Linked DNA regions of Homo sapiens: region 2 is linked to region 1. A link is a loop called in an ENCODE intact Hi-C map of the cell type or tissue named here. Cell type or tissue: natural killer cell. All regions are shown on one strand. Each heading gives the region's core, and the rest is flanking DNA. Links, peaks and the distances in the headings are about the cores only.

Region 1 (2,910 bases), core at 201-2,700:
TGGAGAGGAGAGGAGAGGGGAGAGACAGTGCCCGTGTTACCTGGGTTTCTGGCTGAGTGACTGAGTTAAGGGTGGGCTGGGGAGGAGAGGGGCAGGTTTGGGAGTAACAAGGTGAGTGGGTTTTAGGCCTGTGTGGACTGGATTAGTGTCCCTCACAGGATGGGGGGGTGGGGATCAGTCTGTATCTTGTAGAGGTGGTGGGGTCCCAGCACCAAGCGTCTCCCCAGACTCTCCCGGGGAAGAACCACCGTGGTTCACAAACCACATGCACTACTCTGCAGTAAAGAACAGCGGCCCTGGGACCAGGTTCCCAGAGCTTAGGGTGTAACCGAGACAGGTGAGTCCACCATCCACACTGACCCCTGCCCCTATGGTTGGACAGGCCGAAATGGAAACGTCCCAGGCCAGCGCCGCCAGCCTGCTGTGGCCATCACGAAGCCCCGTCTGTGTGCGTGCACCCTCCGGGGAGGGCCGTGGGGCTCCCTCCAAGGAAATCAGTGCATGGCCCCTCTTGGGGGACTATCTTGCAGAGAAGAACTGTTCAAAATGATGCTCAACAGTGATTCCCTGGAAATGACGGCTGTCTACCAACAAGGACTGGTGACGGAAGGACAGGCCAGCACCGGCAGAGCACCACATGGCTGTCAAAAGGAATGCGAGAGGCCGTGCGGTGGCTCACTCCTGGAATCCCAGCACTTTGGGAGTCCGAGATGGGACCATCTCTTGAGGTCAGGAGTTCCAGGCCAGCCTGGGCAATGTAGTGAGACCTCGTCTCTACAAAGAATGTTTAAAAATTAGCTGAGCATGGTGATGCATGCCTGTAGTCCCAGCTACTAGGGAGGATGAGGCTGGAGGATTGAGCCCAGAAGGTTGAGGCTGTAAGTGGGCCATATTCATACCACTGCACTCCAGCCTGGATGCTAGCTTAAGAGATATGCCTACCTTGGCCTTCCAAACTGCTGGGATTCCAGGTGTGAACCCCCACACCCAGCCTGTGATGGCTTTTGAGAACAGCATGGTGGCATGATGCCAGGGCTCAAAGACATCTCACTCCTGCATTCACCCCCTCCCCAAAGCAGCCCCCTTCCTGGGTTGGGTGAGAAAACCAGCGTTTCTCAGAATTGTGACCTGGTTAGGTAGAAGCCCAGGGCCAGCGGGCCGACACTACCAGCGGGTGAGCAGACCGACTCTTCCAAGAGAGGAAATCCTGTAATCCCAGCACAGTAGCTGGGACTACAGGCATGAATCACCATGCTCAGCTAATTTTTAAATATTCTTTGTAGAAACAAGGTCTCACTACGTTGCCCAGGCTGGTCTGGAACTCCTGACCTCAAGTGATCCCAGCACTTTGGGAGGCCGAGGCAGGCAGATCAACTGAGGTCAGGAGTTCGATACCAGCCTGGCCAACATGGTGAAACCCTGTCTCTATTAAAAATACAAAAATTAGCCGGGAGTGGTGGTGGTGCACACCAGTAGTCCCAGCTACTCAGGAGGCTGAGGCACAAGAATCATTTGAACCTGGGAGGTGGAGGTTGCAGTGAGCCAAGATCGTGCCACTGCACTCCAGCCTGGGTGACAGAGTGAGACTCTGTCTCAAAAAAAGAAAAAAAAAAAACAAAAACGAAAACCAAAAACAAAACAAAAGCAAAAACAAATGCAACCAAACAAAAAACCACAAACAAGAGAGGAAATTCACATCCTCTCAGTGTGGTCATTATGTCACCCAGCCACCCAGCCCCCAGCCAGCCACTGCCTGGGACACCAACCACTTCCTTGGTCCCTAGAAGAGCAGAGGGGACACACGACCAAAGGCCCTGGGACCCCAAACAGCACCTCAGAAATGGAAAATCCAGCCCCGAGCTTACAGTTGCAAATCAGCAGACCTGGGTGAAGTTCCAGCTTACCAGCTGTGTGACCTTGGTCAAGTCACTTAACCTCTCTGAGCCTCAATTTTCACCTGTATAACATGGAGAAGAGTTTGGGGATAAGTAAAATAACATTTACAAGGTGCTCAGCACAGAGGAGGAGCTCAAAAAACATTTGCTCATATTTGCCAAATCCCAGAGCAATAGTTCTTTATCTTTTTGGGATTGCAACACCCTTTGGGAATCTGAGAAAGGCTGGACTTTCTCCCCAGAAAAGTGTGTGTCTACACATACGACACAATTTCCAGTGCTCGCCTCTCACAGTGGCTCTGGGCTGCGTGGCTGGTGCCCATGGTGTGAACCAAGCATCGTTGTGGCATTGTCGGCTTGGCACAGGCATCCAGAGCCTCGGGCTCCAGGCTTTGCTGTACGGGGAGCTTCCCTGAGCCCTGGGCTGGCTCTGCAGTCAAAACTCAGCTTGCAGGCCCTTGTGCAATACTTGGACTTGCAGGCAGACGGTGCAAAGAGCTCCGTGCCTCCCTCCCCGGCCTCCCAGACCCCACTCGGCTCACCAGGCAGACACAGGGGTTGCTGGCAGCTGAACAGGCAGGACCTGGGGGCTGAAGCCGATGATGCTGGAGGTCTCCTTGGAAATCCTCATGTGGACCCGTCCCCGGGGTGCCAACCCCACTCCCCTGCTGCCTTCACCATTTCATCAGAGAAGGGAAGGGAAGAGGGAACCTCATTCCAGCCCTCGGCCCCTGCCTCCTCTCACCCGCTTATTAGCAATTATCCACCCCACAGCCCTGCACTCTCGATCCTGGTTAAAATCACTCGGGCAAGGCAAGGGGGAAAAGAAACCCCACCACAGATTCTTTTCAGATATCTTTCCCTACGCACAGCTTATCTCCACCCCACTTGTCCTCCCAAATGACATGCAAGCCACCTGTTTGCTTATTCTGCTCAGCCACCCGAGAGTTCTGAAGTCAAACAAATGATATAAATCACTCAGCTGGCTTTTTGTCCGAGACTCCTTCCCGGTCAC
Region 2 (2,910 bases), core at 318-2,817, 220 kb after region 1:
TAAGGTTTAACATCCAACTTACTGGGTGCAAATCTCACGCTTGCCCCTTATTAGTTATGTACCCATGACCTCCCTGAACCTCAGTTTTCCCCTCTGTAAAATGAGGCTGATAATACTGCAACTTGAACCAGCTGGGGTGCATGCGGATGCAAAGAACATAAACACTGACGCAAACGGAGACAGCACCTTGTATATTTCCATTTCTAGGCAGTAGTGGCTTCATCATCACATCAAATTATTATTATTATTTGAGACAGAGTCTTGCTCTGTCACCCAGGCTGGAGTGCAGTGGCGTGATCTCAGCTCACTGCAACCTCCACCTCCTGGGTTCAAGCAATTCTCCTGCCTCAACCTCCCGAGTAGCTTGGATTACAGGCGCCCGCCACCACGCCCAGCTAATTTTTGTTTTTTTTAGTACAGACAGGGTTTTACTGTATTGGCCAGGCGGGTCTGAGACTCCTGACCTCATGATCTGCCCGCCTTGGCCTCCCCAAGTGCTGGGATTACAACCGTGAGCCACCGTGCCTGGCTGACATCAAATTATAATGTGGTTGTCAACCAGAACTGAAGTGAGAAGGCAAGCATGTGTCACTTCTGGAAACCCACACAGAAGCTAAAAAAAACCTCCTTTCCTAGAAGCTTCCATTAAAACCCTCCTCAGGGCTCATTGGTCTATTTTGCAAAGCTCATGTGGTCATCTCTGAATCCATCACAGTCTAGGGGATGAGACTACATTGGTCAGATTAGGCCTGAGCTATCTACCCCTTCTCTAGAGCCAGAGGTGGAGTTAGCTCCAAAGAATGTGCCTGAATGAAGGTTGGGAGACTCACAAAGATTTAGGAAGATAACACTGCAAAGCACTAGACACACAGGGAGCACTCCATAAGTGTGAGCTAATTACTGGCCATTATTGTCATCCTGGTGAAATCTGGTTAATCAAGAGTCTTATTCTACTGAAAATGTTTATGTCCATATGCCTCCATCATCCTCACCATCATGATCCCCATCATTATCATCATCCTCACCATCTTCTTCATCATCATCTTCACCGTCATGATCACCACCATCATCACCATCATCTTCATCACCATTCCCTCTTCATCATCATGTTCATCATCATCCTCACCATCATGATCATCATTATCATCGTCATCTTCACTGGCACCATCGTTGGCCAAGTGCCTACTGTGTGCTGCTGGCACCATTTCAGACACATTGCAAACCTATATCTAATCCTTGGGACAACTTGTGAAACAGGATATCACTAGTTGCCTACCCCCAGTGCATTCTCCCCCTTGTTCCTTACGATATAAAATCCTGAGATTTCGCTTAATGTGGCATGATACCAAAGATCTAAAACCTACACTAATAAAAACAAACAAAACCTACTCATCCAGTTGGGCATGATGATGCAAAATTGTGAAACAGTTAGAAATAGATGTAAAATGTCCTATGCAATGAATAGACAAAGAAAAAAAAACCCATACGGTACCAGCTTCCTTTGCAGTTATGTGTGGTCATGTGACATAATCTAGCCAATGAGATAAGAGAAGTCTGCCAGAGACTTCTGAGAAAACCTCACCTCTCTGCTGCAGGCACCATCCGTTCCTCAGTGCTACTTTCCTTTTCTTCCTGCTCGCAACACAGGCCCTCAAAGCTGTGGAAGAGAAACTCTCTCATGATCATGAAGGAGAAAGACACCCACTAAGAAGGACAAAAAGGGGAAGTTTGGGACATTGAGGCTACCATGGACCAATTCACCAGCCCTGGGATGCATCCTCCAGCACCTCATTATGTGTTGAGGGGAAGAAAGGCACCCTCTTTGCTGAAGTCACTGAAGTTGGGTTTCTGCTGCAGACAAGTGAATACAGCTTCTAAAAGGAGATTGCTGGACAAAATGAGCCCTGTCATAGATGAAGAAACCAATGCACAGAGAGGGAAAGCATTTACTCCAAGTATGAAATTCAGGCTCCCAAACCAATGCTCCCACCTTAAAAAGCAGGGAAATTCTGACACAGGCTGCCAAATGGATGGATCTTGAGAACATCCATCTTGAGATGGTGCAAAGTGAAACAAGCCAGTCAGAAAGGACATATAACGTATGATTCCACTTACGTGAGGGACTTGGAGTTGTCATATTCATAGAGACAGAAAGTGGAATGGTGGTTACCAGGAGCGGGTGGAGGGAGAGCAGGAGTGAGTGGCTAATGGGTGCAGAATTTCAGTTTGAGAATATGAGAAAGTTCTGGAGATGGATGGTAGTGATGGTTGCAGAACACTGTGAATGTGCTTAGTGCCTCTGAACTGTGCCCTTAGAAATGGCTAAGATTGTAAGGTTTTTGTTATACGTATTTTATTGCAATAAAAACATATGATGTGGGAAAACTTTACTAAAAACAAAACAAGGGGCGGAGCCAAGATGGCCCAATAGGAACAGCTCCGGTCTACAGCTCCCAGCGTGAGCGACGCAGAAGACGGGTGATTTCTGCATTTCCATCTGAGGTACTAGATTCATCTCACTAGGGAGTGCCAGACAGTGGGCGCAGGACAGTGGGTGCAGTGCACCGTGCGCAAGCCGAAGCAGGGTGAGGAATTGCCTCACTTGGGAAGTGCAAGGGGTCACGGAGTTCCCTTTCCTAGTCAAAGAAAGTGGTGACAAACGGCACCTGGAAAATCGGGTCACTCCCACCCCAACACTGCGCTTTTCTAACGGGCTTAAAAAATGGCGCACCAGGAGATTATATCCCGCACCTGGCTCGGAGGGTCCTACACCCACGGAGTCTGGCTGATTGCTAGCAAAGCAGTCTGAGATCAAACTGCAAGGTGGCAGCGAGGCTGGGGGAGGGGCGCCCACCATTGCCCAGGCTTGCTTAGGTAAACAAAGCAGGAGGGAAGCTCAAACTGGGTGGA

Evidence for each region. Hi-C counts contacts between places; a loop is a spot of excess contacts. Peaks named below come from ENCODE experiments on the same cell type or tissue, not always from the same donor. Only the 100,000 strongest peaks of a DNase experiment are listed, where the experiment ranks them.
Region 2: it touches region 1 in a loop (2.4-fold over the local background); 1 of 110 quality-filtered maps calls a loop at or near these places.

What each region holds. Positions count from the first base shown.
Region 1 is chr7:2,901,455-2,904,364 of GRCh38, forward strand. No RefSeq gene overlaps it. Among named protein-coding and RNA genes, the nearest start is that of CARD11-AS1, 41 kb to the right of the region's middle. In natural killer cell, for the core only: no CTCF peak of the experiment used is centred there; a DNase peak (open chromatin) is centred at 1,737; H3K27ac peaks cover 1,537 bases.
Region 2 is chr7:3,119,141-3,122,050 of GRCh38, forward strand. No RefSeq gene overlaps it. Among named protein-coding and RNA genes, the nearest start is that of CARD11, 77 kb to the left of the region's middle. In natural killer cell, for the core only: no CTCF peak of the experiment used is centred there; a DNase peak (open chromatin) is centred at 1,561; H3K27ac peaks cover 1,726 bases.